Regions from separate parts of the Homo sapiens genome. Here region 1 is linked to region 2. A link is a loop called in an ENCODE intact Hi-C map of the cell type or tissue named here. Cell type or tissue: B cell. All regions are shown on one strand. Links, peaks and the distances in the headings refer to the core of each region. The heading gives the core; the rest is flanking DNA.

Evidence for each region. Peaks named below come from ENCODE experiments on the same cell type or tissue, not always from the same donor. Only the 100,000 strongest peaks of a DNase experiment are listed, where the experiment ranks them.
Region 1: it touches region 2 in a loop (4-fold over the local background); 3 of 110 quality-filtered maps call a loop at or near these places.

Annotation. Positions count from the first base shown.
Region 1 is chr17:50,367,058-50,377,332 of GRCh38, reverse strand. It overlaps MRPL27 (mitochondrial ribosomal protein L27), which reads left to right and starts at 4,149. Exons shown (of 4, transcript NM_016504.3): 1 at 4,149-4,202; 2 at 6,747-6,878; 3 at 7,234-7,301; 4 at 9,035-9,466. The coding sequence starts at 4,163. The coding sequence ends at 9,241. EME1 (essential meiotic structure-specific endonuclease 1) reads right to left here and starts at 4,104. Exons shown (of 9, transcript NM_152463.4): 1 at 4,056-4,104; 2 at 1,350-2,148; 3 at 1,140-1,267. The coding sequence starts at 2,124. RefSeq lists enhancers at 3,786-4,005, 4,146-4,615 and a silencer at 6,399-6,560. In B cell, for the core only: no CTCF peak of the experiment used is centred there; a DNase peak (open chromatin) is centred at 4,252; H3K4me3 peaks cover 1,668 bases; H3K27ac peaks cover 960 bases.
Region 2 is chr17:50,090,287-50,098,286 of GRCh38, reverse strand. It overlaps ITGA3 (integrin subunit alpha 3), which reads right to left. Exons shown (of 26, transcript NM_002204.4): 26 at 7,806-8,000. PDK2 (pyruvate dehydrogenase kinase 2) reads right to left here and starts at 2,936. Exons shown (of 11, transcript NM_002611.5): 1 at 2,734-2,936; 2 at 723-864. The coding sequence starts at 2,851. PDK2-AS1 (PDK2 antisense RNA 1) reads left to right here. Exons shown (of 2, transcript XR_007065842.1): 2 at 1-389. LOC124904024 (a long non-coding RNA gene) reads right to left here and starts at 5,425. Exons shown (of 2, transcript XR_007065837.1): 1 at 4,708-5,425; 2 at 3,634-3,945. RefSeq lists enhancers at 1,505-2,020, 2,021-2,536, 3,568-3,777 and a silencer at 3,068-3,187. In B cell, for the core only: CTCF peaks have their summits at 3,638 and 3,837 (motif pointing left); DNase peaks (open chromatin) are centred at 2,006, 2,206, 3,116, 3,836 and 1 weaker place; H3K4me3 peaks cover 2,015 bases; H3K27ac peaks cover 1,332 bases; H3K27me3 peaks cover 336 bases.

The DNA of each region.
Region 1 (10,275 bases), core at 1-8,000, 280 kb before region 2:
TAACTTTTCTGAGCCCCAGTTTCCCCACCTGTGATGTGGGGAGAAGTCCTACCCCATAGGATGACTGATGGAAACACAAGAGAGAATGTGGGAGTGCCTTGAGAGGGTAAGCTGCTCTATGAATATAAAGGCTTGCTAATACCCCCAGAGTAAAAAGTGTGGGGAACTGTCCTGTGTTACTGAGAAAGTTATCAGATCCAAAAAAGAAATCAAAGAGAGGAAAAAAAAATCTTTTTTCTTATTTTATACAAGATGCTTCTGGTGAGATAAAAAAGAATCTTAGTGCTAGGCAAGGTGCCTCACACCTGTAATCGCAGCATTTTGAGAGGCTGAGGCAGGTGGATTGCTTGAGCTCAGGAGTTGAAGACCAGCCTGGGCAACATGGCAAAACCCCGTCTCTACCAAAAATACAAGCTACACTCTGCAATCTCTACAAAAAACACAGGGCCCACATGTCTTCTGGCTCCCAGCTGGGTGTCACCAGCAGGGACCCGAGGAGAGGACTAGTGGGAAGGAGAAAAGTGAAGTCAGGGTATTTTTCCCCTGGCTCCCTCCCAGTGGGGTCACCTAGGGTTTGCTGTCCCCCTCTGTGGCAGCTCATAGCTTCGCTCAAGGTGGTCCTCTCTCCATTTCTCTCTCCTGAATTCTGTTAACCACTCCTTCCCCTCATCCCTTCAGGCATAGGGATGGTAACAGCTATGCCAATGGTTCTCAACCGGGGGTGATTTTTCCCCACAAATGACATCTGGCAGTGTCTGCAGACATTTTTTATTGTCATGACTGAGAGGGGTACATTAGTAGATAGTGGCCAGGAATGCTGCTAAACATTGTGCACATCATAGGACAGCACCCAAAACAAAGAATTCTCCAATCTAAAATGTCAACAATACTGAGGTCGAAAAACCTAAGTTGTGCTGTTATTACTGTGAGGTACCATGCTGTCACTGGTAGTTTCCTCATACCCTGCCCATGCCTTGGCAAACAGTCCCTTTATTCAATCTTCTTTTAATTACCCTGAGTTGAATGTGCCATCTGTCTTCCTGCTGGGGCCCTGATAAGTATCCTTTAAAATAAAAGCATATTTATCCTGTAATTGTAAGGGGAGGAGAGGGAGGAAATGTCAGCCAGAAAACTCCTACCTCAGACGGCCCAGCCCTTCTCCTCCAAGTGACACTGCAAGGCACAGCCTGCGCCTCAATCACACAGCGGCACTCCATGGTCTGCAGTGCTCCTAGGAGCTGGCCCCCACCTTCCATCTGTAAGAGCACTGCAACAGATGGAAAAGGGACTGTCAGTGGGGGGTCCAGAACGCAGATAACTCAGCACAGGACAAAGACACATGTGAGGACCTGGATCCAGCACTACAATGATGTGTTTTAAGCATTCCTCTGGCCTCTGGGCTTTCATCCTGGTAACCAGTGCTGCATTCTTTCTTTCCTGTCTTCTCAGGGTGCTTTCCTTCTGCCTTGCTTGTCTCTGCTGCCGGCATCCGTGTGAGCCTCTTCCCTGGACCTTCTGACTCGGCTTGGTTTTCTTCTGGGGTGGAAGGATGTCAGAATTTGTTTTGGTTACTGCCAAGCTGCTGCTCTGGCCAGGGCAGGTAGACAGGTAGGCTGGAAGCTGACAGCATGGATCTAAGATCAGGTCCTTGTTATCTGCTGCACTCCTCTCTGGGGTATCATGGAGGGGAACTTCAGGGATCTTTGGAAAGGGCTTTTTCCAGTCACATGATGCACCTTCATTATTTTGATGATCCAAAACACTTTTAACTGGGGAGCTAGAGTCCTCAGGGCTCAGTTGCTTGTGGGTCAGAAACTTACATGTAAGCCTTTGAGCCAGAGGAATAAATTCTTCTTCATCTTCACTTTCACTGCTTAGCAACCTGACTGGCTGTGTTTGTGTGACAGTTTCAGCTATTTCTGGGACAGGTGGTGAAAATAACTCTGGTGCTGGAGGACAGGAGGCTTCACAATCTGAGATGTCAACCACTACAATCTTCTCTTCCCTTTCAGGCTGTCTCCTCTTTGTTGAAGATGGTTCCTTCTTCAGAAAGGCAAATGTTGGCAACTCCTCAGAGTCACTATCACCAGAATCCAGTGAGGGTGATGACTTCTTTAGAGCCATCAGTATGTGCTATCAAATAATTCCCTAAAAGGAAAAGAGACATATGACACAGACTGGAGCATTCAATTCAGTCCACTAGCTGTGTTCCATAGCCAGGCTTTATGACATAAATATAAGATATAGAGAATACAGAAACAGAGAAATATGACATGGCCCCAACACATTCAATCTGGAACTCTAACTCCTGGTAATCTAACAGGAATCCTCCTCAAATTCTTTCCAGGTCAAGCTGAAGTATAAACAAAGTAGAGTTACCATTACAAAATTTTAATGGGGGGAGGTGGTAACAAGATTTAACACCTCCAACCCCTTGTTTATCTTCACGTTTGAAATGGAGATGTCAAAAGTTCTTCTTTTTTTTTTTTGAGATGGAGTCTCACTCTGGCACCCACGTTGGAGTGCAGTGGCACAATCTTGGCTCACTGCAACCTCACTCCCAGGTTCAAGTGATTCTCCTGCCTCAGCCTAGCTGGGATTACAGGCGCCCCACCACCACACCTGGCTAATTTTTGTATTTTTAGTAGAGATGCGTTTTCATCATGTTCGCCAGGCTAGTCTTGAACTCCTGACCTCAAGTGATCCGCCCGCCTTGGCCTCCCAAAGTGCTGAGATTACAGGTGTGAACCACTGCACCTGGCCAAAAACTGTTCTTTTTAAAAATTGAGATATAGGCTGGGCATGGTAGCTCATGCGTATAATCCCAGCACTTTGGGAGGCCAAAGCAGAAGGATCACTTGAGCCCAGGAGTTCGAGAACAGCCTGGGCAACATAGTGAGAACTCGTCTCTACAAAAAAATACAAAAATTAGCTGGGTATGGTGGCTCACACCTGTAGTCCCAGATACTCAGGAGGCTGAGGTGGGAGGATTGCTTGAGCCTGGGAGGTCAAGGCTGCAGTGAGCTGTGATTGTACGACTGCACTCCAGCCCGGGTGACAGAGTGAGACCCTGCTTCAAAAGAAAAATAAAATAAAAATAAAAATAGAGATATAATTTGCACAGCATAATATCCTTTTAAAAGTGTACATTCAGTAGATTTTAGTATATTCACAATGTTGTGCAACCATCATCACTATTTTATCACCTCAAAAAGAATTCCTGCAGCCATTAAGCCGTCACTGTCCTTTCCCTCCCTCCCCAGCTCCTGGCAACCATAAATCTGTCTCTATGCATTTGCCTATTCTGGATATTTCATATAAATAGAATCATACACTATGTGGCCTTTTGTGATTGACTTTTTTCACTCAGCTTGTTTTCAAGGTTTATCTATGATGTAGCCTGTATCAGTAGTTAATTGCTTTTCATGACTGAATAATATTCCACTGTATGGATATGCTACATTTTGTTTATCCATTCATCACTTGGACATTTAATTTGTTTCCTTTTTTTGCCTGTTATGAATAATGCTGCTATGAACACTGACATACAAGTTTTTGTGGGGGTATGTTTTCAAATCCCTTTCGTGTATATACCTAGGAGTAGAATTGCTGGGTCATATGCAAAGCTAATCATTTCTTGAACATTTACTAACACTGTAGGTATGACCCAGAAGGAGACATGTAACCTGCCTAGGCCTCAGTTTCTTCCTTAGTAAAACAGGGATGGTAACAGCACCCATTTTATAAGGTAGTGAGAATTAAATAAAATAATGCATCCACCGCGCTTAGTACAGCATCTGGCACACAGCTGGCTAAGTAGAGTAAGTTGAATGACTAGGGAGGGGGCCTCATCTCTGACCCTTCGCTGGGCCTCCGTTGACATCTGCAAATCAGGGGAGTGGGACAAGCGGGCCCCTGCCCGACAAGCTCTGCGCCTCTCAGGCTGGCGGTCCGCTGCAGAGGCTCCTGGACACCTTAGCCACCAAGATTCTGCAGAGCGGTGTTCAGGAGGGAAGCCCTGCCCAATCCGCAGGCCTGCGACCGGGGACGCTCACCTGCAACTTCTCCCGCCACTCTTTCAACTGCCACGCAGGGCCCGGAAGTAGATCTCCTGATAGCGGAAGTAGAAACTTTTCGAGACCGGAAGTGAGTGATCGAAAGCATGGCGTCGGTGGTGTTGGCGCTGAGGACCCGGACAGCCGGTAATGGGACGCAGTAGTCAGAGCGGGGTGAGGCGGGGAGGCAGAGTGGAGCTCCAGCAGGGAGGGAAGGAGGTGACACTGATCCCCGCGGAGGACCTTGGATGCGAGGGGAAGTGTGTGGGGTACTCCAGGTTTGAGGGACGGTGTCGCTGGTCACGTGACACATCCTGGGTGGAGCCGTGAGTGAGGGCGTTTGAAGAGCACTTGTCTTTCTCCTGCCTCAGCAGCACGGACGGGTTCCTTGGCGGTTGGGGATTTGGGTGGGTCCTTTCTCTGTAGAAGTATTAGTAACATTGGCATATTGGGGTTGAAAAAATTAATCTATTGATTCAGCAGATTGAGGTCTTACTTTGTGCTAGACACGGCGGTAGGTGTTCGGAAAATCAGCAGAAAACGTGAAGACTTGGCTTCTAGCCCCCGAACGGTTCTCTCTGGTGCATAAGGCAATAAATGAACATATAAAGTAGATGTAGACTGGCAAGTGCTGTGAAGAAGGATAATGTGTGTCTGTGTGTGTGTCTTTTTTTAGATTGGACGGTGAAGGAAGGCTTCTGAGGAGATAACATTTAAAACCTAAAGAATGACAGGCGGGGCGTGATGGCTCACGCCTGTAGTCCCAACACTTTGGGAGGCCTAGGTGGGCGGATCGCTTGAGCCCAGGAGTTCAAGACCGACTGGGCAACATGGCAAAACCCCATCTCTACAAAAAATACAAAAATTAGCTGGGTGTAGTGGCGCTTGCCTGTGGTCTCAGATACTCAGGAGGCTGAGGTGGGAGGATCACCTGAGCTCGGGAGGTCGAGGTTGCAGTGAGCTATGTTCATACCACTGCACTCCAGCCTGGGTGACAGAATGGGGCCCTATCCCCCCCCCCCAAAAAAAAAAGAATGACAGGAGACCTAGACCTGTGTAGAGTGAGGGACAGGAGAGTGACTTGAGCCAGTTTTACATTTTGAGAAGCAAACTATTGCTCTTATGTAAATTTAAAGGGGATAGGAGTGGAAATGAGGAAATCAAATGGAAAGTCGTAATAGCCCTGAGGAGAGATGATTTAGCCAAGATGTTTGTGGTGGCAGTGAACTTGGAGGAAAACGGATGAATTTGAGATCTGTTTTGGAGTTAGCATCCACAGAGCTTGCTGGTGAACAATATGTGAGGACAGCAAAGAGAAGGAATCTGCAATGACTCTGGTTTCTGCCTAAGCAACTGGATGAATGGTGGTACCATTTACTTTGAGGAGGAGGATGGGGAGTAGGGTGAAGAGCAAAGATTTGTGAGTGAGATAATGTAAGTAAAGTAAAAGCCCAGCTCCTGAGCTTAGTAAGTATGTAAATGAATGAATAGATGTTTAAAGGTAGGTAGATCCTGGCGCCGGGCATGTTTTAACATGTTGTCTTTCTGAGTCCTTATCTCTGGTCCTTTGCCCCAGCTAGTCTCTGGTGTCATGGAAATGTCAGAAACCCAGGCTTCAGGAACTCTGAACTTATAGGCTCCAGAGACCCACAAGGCTTCTCTAAAGACACTGGCATGGACCTTAAATCATGGCTGTGTCTGGAGACCTGCAGGCAAGGAGTTGCACCCCTAGGCTTGTCATACAGCAAGGGACTACCATCTTAGTATGAATTTTAGTTCATTTTACTTCTGCAAATGAATGCTATTGAGCACTTTGGAATGAGTATGGAGAGGTCAGATTAACAAGGGCAGTGTGTGGGTCATGGTTGGACCTCTGCTTGATGTGCTTTGAGAAGAAAGGGCCCAGCCTTCTGAAATGGCCAGGACCCTGTGGGAGCCACTTTTAGGCCAGCCATCCTTTTGGTTTACTAGTATTTGGTGAGCAGTGGATGAGTGGACAGCTGAGAAAGTCATGGGTGAGGCCTGTAATCCCAACACTTTGGGATCACCTGAGGTCAGGAGTTCGAGACCAGCCTGGCTAACATGGTGAAACCCCGTTTCTACTAAAAATACGAAAAATTAGCTGGGCGTGGTGGCGTACACCTGTAATCCCAGCTACTTGGGAGGCTGAGGCAGGAGAATCGCTTGAATCCGGGACGCGGAGGTTGCAGGGAGCCAGGACTATGCCATTGCACTCCAGCTTGGGCAACAAGAGTGAAGCTCCGTCTTTAAAAAAAAAAAAGAAAGAAAGTCGTGGGTGAGCCTGAAACCGAAGCCTTTCTGGATGTACTGGGCTCCCCAAGTCTGTTCTGGCCCCTCCGTGGTGCATGAGGGTGAGTGAGCCTCTGAAGCAGGCAGCTCTCTGGTGTCCATTTCTCCTCAGCACATTTAGACTGAATGTGTCAGAACCCAGAACACATGATGTTTATTTTTTTCCATTTGTGTTTCACTGCTCCCCCGCCCCCTCCCCCAAAAGGAGAAAGCCAAGGACTTAGAGGTATTCCCTGAGAACTAATACACTCAGTGGCACTTCTGCTCCCCTGACACAGCTTTCTCATCTCCCCACCGCCTCTCACGTATCAGCATGTGGCCCATTGAGGCAGAAATAGTTTGAGCCTGTCTGTCTGAACAATGTTTCTGTTTTCTCTGCAGTTACATCCTTGCTAAGCCCCACTCCGGCTACAGCTCTTGCTGTCAGATACGCATCCAAGAAGTCGGGTGGTAGCTCCAAAAACCTCGGTGGAAAGTCATCAGGCAGACGCCAAGGCATTAAGAAAATGGAAGGTGAGGATGTGCCTTGGCTTCCCCTTCCTAGCTGCACCCTGTCCTCATGTTCCTTAGGAGAGCAGAAGAACCCTGCGTGTGCCTGGCCCTGTTCTTCCTTACCATCATAATTGGCTCCAGTTTAAAGGAACGGATAAGACCTGAGGAAGGGTCATCGAGTGGGTGGGTGTGAGCCATAACCATGCAATTAGAGACAAGAGCTGCTGGGTGGCAGATCCTGCGCTGCTTGTGTTGGACTGTCTGGGAGTTGTTTTTGGCCAGGGGCAGGCTTGGAGGTTGGTGTGCAGCATTTGGGCCATCATGTTTTCTTGGTAGTTTGCTATGCTGCCCCAGTCACTGTGGACTTCTCTTCTAGGTCACTATGTTCATGCTGGGAACATCATTGCAACACAGCGCCATTTCCGCTGGCACCCAGGTGCCCATGTGAGTTGCTCCGTTGCTGCCCCCCTTTTTCCTTTTCTAGGTTGACCTCTCCTTGCCCCTAAGCATGGTAATAACAGTTGCATGTATTGAGTGCTTACCAAATGGCAAGCATTGTGCTGATTCCCATGCCTACACGATCTCATTTCTTCCTTACCACATCCCTGTAAGTAAGGTGAAATGCCAGAGACCTAGACGGGGTGGAAGGAGCAAGTGACTGCTGGGATTTGCACCAGGTCTGCCTAACTCCCAGATCACTATGATTTGCCCTGGTGTTGCATTGGCCTGGTATTCTTGGTTCTCCTTTCTAACCCTCAGTTCTTGGAGGACAAGATACCTGGTGATTTAAAATATTATTTTAGTCTTGGGAAACTAATTTCAATTTATTAGTTTTTCATTATTCTAAGACTTCTTCCTTTGTATAAACTTACTTGCAGATGGTTGAAAGATAGCTTGAATTTAATGAAATAGAATTCAGTGTGCCAGGAGTTAGGTTCATACCAGGTGGGGATTTCAGTTTCAGCAAGTTGGCATCATTTTTATAGGGTAGGACAGTTCTTTGTTACAGAGACATAACGATACTGTACTCTCCACATTATTTTAAATATTAGTTGCCTTTGTAAACAGTTTCCCCTCCCCCACCCCTTTTTCGATAATTTTAGTAGGTACAAAAAGGTTGATAGTAACCTGTATTTATTTCAAAGATGCTAATTTGTATGTGAATTGATTATGTATGTAGTAGCTTTTTACCTTTTAGAACTTAAGACATTAGATGTGTGGCTATGTCAACAATAATAATCAAAGCTAACACATTTTGAGCTAGACAGTATTCTAGGCCCTTTATGATTGTTGAGCATTAATCCTCAAAATGACCCTGTAAAATAGTTAATATTATCCCCATTTGACAGACGAAAAAATAGAGGCACAGTGAAGTAACTTGCCTAAGACCACACAGGAGTAAGTAGCAGTGCTGGTATTTGAACCAGGCATCCTGGCTCCAGAGCCCATTCTTTTAATCAGAGAGACAGAGAATAATGCTGGACTACCTGGGTAAAATTTGCCACACACCCAGCCTGAAGTTCTAAAAGAAAAAGCTAAAAAATATGGTTAAAAACTGTATATACAACACAGTTTAATCTCTCTGCTTCATATTTCACATCTGAAAAGTGGCGTTGGAAATAATACCTCTTTCACTAGGTGAGAATTAAATGACTTAATGTGTATTAAAGGGCTTACATGGGTATTAGCTAATGCAGTAGTATGATTGTTTTATTAGCATATGCATTATCCATATAGCTTTGGTTTATATTTTCCATAGAGCCTAAACTTTATAGATCACTATCTAAATGAAAATTTACATCAAACTAGTGTTTTAATATGACAGTTCTAGTGTTGTTTAAGTCTAAGTGAAGATTTAGGGCATCTTCCTGGGTTTTGGGATTTGTGCAGTGTGGCTTCTGACCAGCTGCATAGACATGGCTCCAGGTAACAGTCCCTGGGACTGAGCAGTGGCCCATGTTGGCTGTTGGAGCTTTCTTTTCCCTCATTTGTTATGAGTCAATAAAGAAGCAGAAGGTTTGGACGTGCTAGCCAGTGGGAAAGGGAACCTGAGATGGAGCTCTCTGATCACCCTTTCAGCCCCAGGGCCCGGCTCTGTGTGAGAAGTCTGTCCCAAAATTCTGGGACGGACCACCTCGCTGACCAGCTGACCAGCTGACCAGGTCTGTGTGTTGCAGGTGGGTGTTGGGAAGAATAAATGTCTGTATGCCCTGGAAGAGGGGATAGTCCGCTACACTAAGGAGGTCTACGTGCCTCATCCCAGAAACACGGAGGCTGTGGATCTGATCACCAGGCTGCCCAAGGGTGCTGTGCTCTACAAGACTTTTGTCCACGTGGTTCCTGCCAAGCCTGAGGGCACCTTCAAACTGGTAGCTATGCTTTGATGTCCTGTTGAGGCCATCGGACAGAGACTGGAGCCCAGGTGACAGGAGATGGTGATACCAGAAGTCAAGGGTTGGGGTGGCGACACGGCCTCCCGAGGAAGAGGTCTGCTTGATGGTGACTCTGCAGGAGACTCTGAAGTGACTGCTGGGAAACCCTTTGGGAGACCTGACCTGGGGCCAAAAATAAAGTGAGCCAGCGTCATGAACGCATGCTATTTAGGGACACACCTGGATGGAACTGCCTGGTGATCTGTTGGTCCTTACCCAGGTTCTCTAGTGCACACCAACGGGGAGCCTCAAAGCAGGAAAGAACATATCTGAGTGAGGAAATGAGAAGGGGGGACTTTGTAGGAGGGACTTGCTTTGGCACTGTCCTCCAGAGGGGGAGGAGGGGAGCTTGTGCTTGAGGGTGTCATTGCTGCTTCTCCTCTTAGATCCCAAAAAAGGCCAAGGGCTGGGCCCTGGGAGGAGGGGTGGGAGCAGCCAGTAAAGGAAGCAACACAGTCATGTTCTCCTGTAGCCACATGCCAAGGGAGCTGGGGCTGCAGCCCCAGAGGTGGCCACAGGAAACCCTCTTCCCTGCCTGTCCAGGTCTAGGGCAGAGAGAGAGCTTGTGGGATGGCAGGAGATGCTTCTGAGAGGCTCAGTCAGGCCCCAACTGCCCTGGACTACCGAGGTCTTTGCAGTGGTAGGGCAGAGTAGGAAACAAATGGCTTCTTCCCGCTCACCTGAAGAGCTAGGCGCACCAAGCCCACATTCTCTTCTCGTTCTTGATTTATCTCAAACGATAAACAGTAGCAAAGAATCTGGCTTCAGGAATACTCGGTGAGGGCTTAGAGTGGGCTGGGGTCAGGCCACTCTATTGTCATCCCAGCCAGGACCTTTAGAGGCTTGGCTTTGAGTGGAGGGGCCGGGAAGAAAATCTCATTTTGGATGGTCATTCCTGGCTGTTGGAGGTAGGTGGTGTTGGCTACAGCCCCAGAGAGGGGCTGTTGGGTCCAGTGACTTCTTTCAGGGACTCTACTGTGCCCTGA
Region 2 (8,000 bases), core at 1-8,000:
AAGAACCAGCCCAAGATTTCTGCAAGGGTGCCACCAAAGTCAATGAGGATTAGCTATTTACATGCCCAGTGACAAGGGACACCCTTGTTTATTCTTCACGTGACTGGCCTTTGGCTAATTTCATCCAGTTACTTAACTTGAGTTCTTGAGTGAACTCTGCTGAGCCTTTCCCTCTGTTCCTGCTGCAGTGCGCAATAAACGTTTGGTCTTTGCCCCTCCAAAGCTCTTCGGGAAGGTACTGTGCCATCCTTGTGTGTATCTGAGTATTTTCCAACATCCAAAACAGTCTGTCTTGCAGCTTGGGTTATATAATGTATTTGAAAACTTACTTCTTGTTTCTGCTTCCCAAAAAGTTACCCCCAAATAAATACTGCCTAACAGTTACTGGAGTTCCAGGTCTGGGCTGCTGGCTAATGCTGACATCAGCCTGAATTGGGGTTTTGGCTGTGAAAACCATGCTTTCCTAGGTGGATCCTGTGTTTCCAGAGAAAGGTGGGTGGTAAGAAGAGGGCTAGACACAGAGACTAGGAGCTTGACCTCAGTCCTGCTCTGGCCTCAGATTCCCACGTGACCCTAGGCAACTCCAAGCGCTTGGGGCTTTGGTGTCTCCTGTCTGTCCCCACCCCACCCTCAAAGCTGCTAAAAGCTTGGAGATGCCATCCCTGAGCCCAGGGACACTGGCGATGGAGTGGGAGGTGCAGGGACTGAGCCAGGGGTCTCACCAGCTCTGCACCAGCTGCACGGAGGGTGTGCTCAGCACTCGGTCGGGAAGCAGGTTGATCTCTTTCATGATGTTGGCCAGGCGCACAGGCAGCTCCTGCCTGAGGAAGGTGAAGGAGGTTTTCTCACAGGCATTGCTGGATCCTGGCAGGAGAAAGAGGGGTGAGCCACAGAGCCACAGACTATGAAAGCCAAAGGATGTCTCGGCCAGGTCAGCTAAACCCTTCATTAACAGGGGGCTCAGAGAGCAAGTGACCTGCCCGGGGCACACAGCAAGGCTCCCCATCCCCTGCAGGGCTCAAACACCTACACCCCATGCCTAACACTTCAGGAGGTGTCATCCTCTCCTCATCCCCAGCTGAACCCTGCTTGCCTTTAACCACAGTGGACAGGGCCACTCCTGGGCCCATTTGGAGCTGCCTCTGGCCTCAGTCACCTCACTTCTCTTTCCTTCCCTCCCAGCACACTCACTTTGAGGGGCTGATTCCAGGGGACAAAGGAGCCTGGGAAACCCATCCCTACCTAGGACTGGGCTCTGGCTGAGGGGGGCTATGGCTAGACCACCACTGCAGGCTCCCAGTGTTGTCTCTGGCCAGCCCACCTCACCCAGCCTGGCCTGAATGCCCATGTGGGGCTGCTGTGTCTTAATGCCCATCCATGGGGCAAACGGGCCTGAGAACAGGAGTCCAAATGCCTCGGTCCTTGTCTGGTGTCAAGATGGAAAGGGTGGGGGACCGAATATGGCCTTGGCCCAGGGTCAGGGGCCCTGGGTTCCAGTCCATCAGGCTCTGCTTCCAACTCTGTCACCCAGGCCATGCCATCATCCTTTTGAAGGTCTCAGTTTCCCCCATAGTACTACAAGTTGACCAAACTCTACTGTGAGCCCCTCACAGCTGTGATGTTTCTGTAATTAGGGTGCAGTTTGTGGGGACAGCTGCTGGGGGCTAGGGGTGGGCCCAGGAGGCTTTCCTACATGGGGGAGGCTCAAGACTCAGGCAGGGCAGGGGTGCAGGCAGACAAGTCCTGAGGAACAGGTGCCTTATGTCTCGGCTGCCACCTCTCTGTTCCCGTCCCATCATTGACGCAGCTGCAACCCAAGCTAGGCACTATCAACTCAACTCTTGAGAGACTGCCCCCCACCCCCAGTCCCCAGCTGGCACCATGGAAATACCACATAGACAGACAGGGCCCACACAATGCCCATTTCAGCTGCCACGTTGGCACAGCCTCCCTCCTGCCCCAGGGCCACCCCCAGGTTGCTGGTAGTGGGCGATCCTGACCTAGCAGCCCTGGGGCAGCCAAGGGAGGTATAGGCGGCTTGACTCCACATCACGGTGCCTGGGGCCCCTGCCCAGCTGGGGAGAGGCTGCCAGGCCGGAACAGATTTGATCTTCAAGTGTCCTTGCCCACTGGGGCAGCTAGGGTCCAGCTCCTTCTGTGGGTGGATGTCTACCAGTCAGGGCACTGTCTCCCAATGGCATCTTCTGAAAGAGCCCCCTTCCCCAACTGCCCCTGGCTTAATCTCACCCTCTGCCCAGGGGTGTCTGACCCTTCATGCCCAGTCCAGGTCTCTCTACAGATGGCTGCACCTCTAAACCCTGCCTCCTCACTCCCACCAGCAGACCCCCGGTTTCCTCTGGTGGGAGGAGGGGCCCCTACTCCTCCAGTCATGAGGACAACTCCCATTAACCCTTTCGCGTCTGGATACCACCCTACTCCCTTCCTGCAGTAACATCACAGCTTCACTGCCCCTTACTCTTCAAGACCCTTCATGAGGCCCACGAAGAAACCTCGGGACCGTCCTTGTAAATGCCCCCCATTCCCATCAGCAGCCCCGTCGAGAGGCCCCGGCCGGTTCCTGCTTCCCCATTAACTCTTTCCTGCCTGTACCTTTCCAAACAACCCTTCTCTGTCACTCGGGGCCTTTCTTCTCCTCCGTCCCCCTAGCCCCCGGCTGCCCCTCCCAGCGCCCCGCCGGCCTCCGCTGCCAGCCGCCTCCCGCCCACTCCGTACCGAAGTCCAGAAACTGCTTCATGGACAGCGGGGACGGGGAGAACTTGCTGAAGTGCTCTATGTACTTGGGCGCCCCTGCCAGGGACGCATTCTTCAGCAGCGCCCACACCCAGCGCATGGCTGCGGCGGCCGCGACTTTGGTTGTGGTCCCCGCGCGGGCAGCGCTCGCGCACCTTTCGGCCCAGCGACGCGGTTCGGCCGCCTCCTCCCTACCCTTGCCCTGGCGGGCATTCCAACGCCCAGCCAATCGGCTCGTCATGGCGCCTCGACGTCGCCAATGGCCACTCACAAACAACTCCGGGCGAACCAATAGCCTTCCGCCCCGGCACGTGGCTTCCCCCGGGCCCGCCCCCTTAACCCACGCTTTGCCGGGGCGGCCTGTTGTTTTGGGGAGGCCGCGCCGAGTTCCCACCTCCCCTGTGTTCACTCCTCCCTTTCCTCCGCGGGGCGAAGCCCGGGTTAACCCCTTCCTTCCCAGAGCCCCGCCAGCCCTTTCGCTTCCTCTTCCACGCCTGCCTTTCCCTTGCTACCCCCTCGCATCTCCTTCACCTGCAGGCTCCTTTTAACCCTTCCTTTCCAGAGTTGTCTAGGTAGCTTTCAACCAATCCCTTTTCTCCAACTCAAAGGTACCTGTTTCACCTGTCATGATCGTTACCTATCCTCCCTTAACGGGTCTTGGGGATTCCCAGTCCGGATGACAGTGACCCAGACTGCGAATATTTGCAAAATTCGGAACCAGGGTGCAAGCCTATACGAATCCGTCCTGTATATATGCAGCCCACCCGCTTCCACAAAGATCCAAGCGGCTCAGGAAAAGGCGGAGTTTGCTTTTCCAACTGAAAAACATCCAGAGTAAAAACCATCACTACTAGTGGCGGTGGAGGCAGCAGCTATCGTCCATGCCAGTTAACACTTTCATTTTATTATACAGCTCATCTGACCGAACATAAAGCCTTGGACATCTAGCGCGACCACCTGAGAAAGCCACCTCCTTCGCACCGGGCTTCCTTAGAGCAAGATCCCAGGAGGTGAAGTGTCTCTGGGAGGCCCGGAGCCCGTCCTTCATCAGCGGCCCAGCTTCTCTTGGAGAAAATGTGACGCGCCCTCTTGTGGCCGAATGTGGTATCTCCCATCGTGGGTTTAGGGCCCGACCCGCCACTTTGATGCTTTCTTTGCTCGGTGACATTAGCCTAATACGTGTTAGGCTTTATGCTGGGAACAGGGAACACAGACAGGATCAAGAAATGGCCTTTTTCCTCGATGATTTCATTTCTAAGTTTCAGAGATAGCTACATAAGTAAATAATTAGCTATAACTGAATGTGATTGTAATACAGACCTCACAGAGCAAAGCTTCACATATGGAAGGGCCTCTTAGCTGGATGAATAATAAGCTATATGCCAGGCACTGTTTACAGGCATTATCTCATTTAATTCTCTATTTTATTATTCTTAGCCTCATTTCATAGATAAGAAAACCGAGACTCAGGGATCATTCTCAACTGCAAATCTGACCTTATTACTTCCTTGCTCACAGCCTTTCAATGGGCTATTTTTTTTTTTTTTTTTTTTTTTTTTGAGATTGAGTCTCCCTCTGTCGTCCAAGCTGGAGTGCAGTGGCACAACCTTGGCTCACTGCAAACTTCTCCTCCCAGGTTCAAGCGATTCTCCTGTCTCAGCTTTCCAAGTAGCTGGGATAACAGGCATGTACTACCATGCCTGGCTAATTTTTGTAATTTTAGTAGAGACAGGGTTTCACCATGTTGGCCAGGCTGGTCTTGAATTCCTGACCTCAAGTGATCTGCCCGCCTCAACCTCCCAAAGTGCAGGGATTACAGGTATGAGGCACTGTGCTAGGCCATCAATGGCTCTCTTCTTCTTACTGGAGCCTTTCCAGTTGTCACAAGTCGATTGACTTTTGCTTAATTCTCCAGACTCCTCTCTCTACATTCCCCCATGCAGCTCCCAGCCATACCTGTCTGCTGCCTTGAACCAGCCTCTAATCTCTAAGCCACTGCAAATGCATCTCTTCTGTCTGGATCATTCTTTCTTCCCACCTTCACCTGCCCATTCTTCAGGTCTCAGCTGCTTAGTCATCCCTTCCTCCTGGAAGCCTTCCTTGATCCTGCCAAGCTGGGTTATAGGCTCCCTTCAAGGGCTCCTTAGATCTCCTGGTCTTAGCAAATATTCGCAGTCTGGGTCACTGTCATCCAGACTGGGAATCCACAAGACCCCTTAAGAGAGGACAAGGAAAGATCAGGACATGTGAAACAGGTACCTCGTCGAGGAAAGGGATTGGCTGAAAGCTACCTGGACAAATCCAGGAAGGAGGGGTTAAAAGGAGCTGATGGTAGCTCTTATCAATTGAGTGAAAATTGTTTGCCAACTGATCTGTTTTCCCGCTAGACTTTAAGCTCCGTGAGGGCAGGGCAGGGGTTGTATCTGTCTTATTCACTGCCCTATCTCTAGCATCAGGCAGTACTCAGCACCTAGTAGGGAGGACAGGGTGAAAAAGAAGACAGGGCAAGCAGAGGAGCACACCACAGAGATATTCCAGAGAACCACCAAACATCCACTGGGCTAGCAATTAGGACGTGATTGATGATGCTGGTGAGTGCAGTTTTCAAGTGCACAGAATAATATATAGAATATTATGTACAAAAAAACCTGGCCCTCACTTTGGGAGGCTGAGGTAGGAGGATTGCTTGAGCCCAGGAGTTCGAGACCAGCCTGGGCAGCATAGCAAGATCTTGTCCCTACAAAAAATATAAAATTAGCTGAGTGTGGTGGCATGTACCTATAGTCCCAGCTACTTGGGAGGCTGAAGTAGGAAGATTCCTTGAGCCCCAGAGGTCAAGGCTGCAGTGAGCCAGAGCCATGATTGTGCCACGGCACTCCAATCTGGGTAACTGACTGAGACCCGGTCTCAAAAAAAAAAAAAAAAAAAAAAAAAAAGGCTTATTTCTGTGCCTAGCAATAAATGGTAGCTATTGCTGTTATTGTCAAAATTAAAGTAACAAGGAAAAGGCCGTGGCCTCTAAGGCTAGGTGTAGGAGAGGGAAAGAGATTTCCCATGACCCTCACCTTAGGCTGGACTTCCATAATGTGGGCTCTGTGCTTGGATAAGAACTCTTTCTGCAGAGCCTGCTGCAGGGTGCTAACAGCAGTGGTGTGATGTGGTACATCATAGTCAAGTTTGGTTAGGTGATGCCGAGGTAAACTGCACCCCCACCGATTCCCAAATCTCCCACTATATGTACAGTGTGGGTTGGTGGGGGGGGACTCTCCAAGGAGCTCAAGAAACTTGGCATTGCAGAGGGTTCTTTTACAGTGGGCATTGCTATATCTCTGCCAGTTATGTTTCTTTCATAATATGTAGCTCACGCTAGTTCTGAAAATGACCTATCCTCAAGAGTGTGTGTGTGTGTGGGGGGGGTCTTCCTCAAGCAGTGGCTCACAGGAGACTAGGGGGTCTGTGAAACTGGCCAGAGGGATGTGTCAACACCCCTGTCTTAAGCAGGAAGTGGCTGTAAGGACAAGACTGGGCCGAGCTTTGACAACCCACACATGTTATGCCCAAAGAACTGGATCCCAGATTCTAGAAAATAAAGTGTGGTCTCCATTCACTGGGTTCTGAGAGCTTGGCAGCTCCGGGTAGGGGCTAGGGTTTTCCTTGGGAAAGTGGACATTCCATTGTCAGTCACCCTGGGAAGGGGCAAATCCCGGCACAGAAAGTGAGGAGAGGGAAAGGGGCGGACATTGGGCCCAGAACCCTGTTGTGAGCTGAGCGCTGGTGGAGGGAGGTGGGGCAGGCAGCTGCCACCACAAGGAGGCTGGGAGGCACCCAGGCATCAGGTGGGTCTCCCAGAACAGCCTGGGTCTGTGAGCTCTGAGCATATCTGACCTGGCTTCTACCTCTGCGCTTCTCTGGGTAGCAATTTCCAGCCTCCAGTGAAGTCTTGCCAAAGTTCACAGCCTTAAGGAAAATTAACAGAAGGACCTAGGCCACATTCCAGGTCACAGGGGGAACAGCCTTACTCCATTCCCCAGGCCTGTGTGGAGGGGACAAACCGAGGGCAAAGGAGGAAGCTGCTTTGGGAACCCAGGACATGGCAGGAAGCAAAGCGAAGGCTTGATCCACGTGCTGTTGCCATGTAAGCCAGGCGCTCAAACACTCCCAAGGAGCTTCTGAAAGACCAGAGCTCTCAGCTCCTGGAGGCTGGACCTTGTGACAGTTCAGTCTCTGCAGCCTTGGATCAGTGGTTTACCTTCTGATCTCTTATTGGCGTCTGGTGGTGGTTGTGGGGAAACCAAGGCAGGAAAGCAGGCTCTTACCTGAATTCAGCCCGACTAAGGGCTCTCCTCTCTCCACCCTTGCACCCAGCCTCCCTCCACAGCCTGCCAGGACTGCCTGTTCCTACAGCTGAGTAGCTTTTACCTCTTCCCGACCCTGCACACTGCCACCTCTGCCTGCTCGTCCCTCCCCAGGGTCAGCACGCTGTCCTCCAAGAAGGCGTTCTGGGTTTCATCCAGGTCTCCCAAGGCTTACCCCTCATCTTCTGTTCTGGATCTCTATGACTGACCCTTAGATGAGAGGATTCCTGAGAGCAGGGGCCAGTGTCACCTCCATCAATCTTTTTATTTTTCTTTGAGACAGAGTCTTGCTCTGTCGTTCAGGCTGGAGTGCAATGGCACGATCTCGGCTCACTGCAACCTCTGCCTCCTGGGTTCAAGTGATTCTCCTACTTCAGCCTCCCAAGTAGCTGGGATTATAGGCATGCGCCACTGCGCCCAGCTAACTTTTGTATTTTTAGTAGACACAGGGTTTCACCATGTTGGCCAGGCTGGTCTTGAACTCCTGACCTCAGGTGATCTGCATGCCTTGGCCTCCCAAAGTGCTGGGATTACAGGTGTGAGCCACTGCACCTGGCCACCTCCATCAATCTTTACCCTCAAACCCGCAAGTCCCCAGACCTGGCTTCATCCTACCTAGGTGTTGGCTGGATGATATCATCATCCATTGACCTGGGGTTGGTAAAGGCTGGGGAGTGGGTGGAAGCAGATGCAGCTGCATACAAACTGGGAGCTGTTTATTGGTCGCCGTGAGAAGCCTATATACAAAGAAGGCACAAGGAGGGGGAGGGAATTCCCCTGCTACAGTACCATGGAAGGGGCTGGGGCTGGGGAGTGGGCCTGCCAACAGGCAGGGGTCAGGAGAGGTTTTCTGGAACTAGCCTCAGCTTCTCAAATGGGCCTTAGGACACAGCC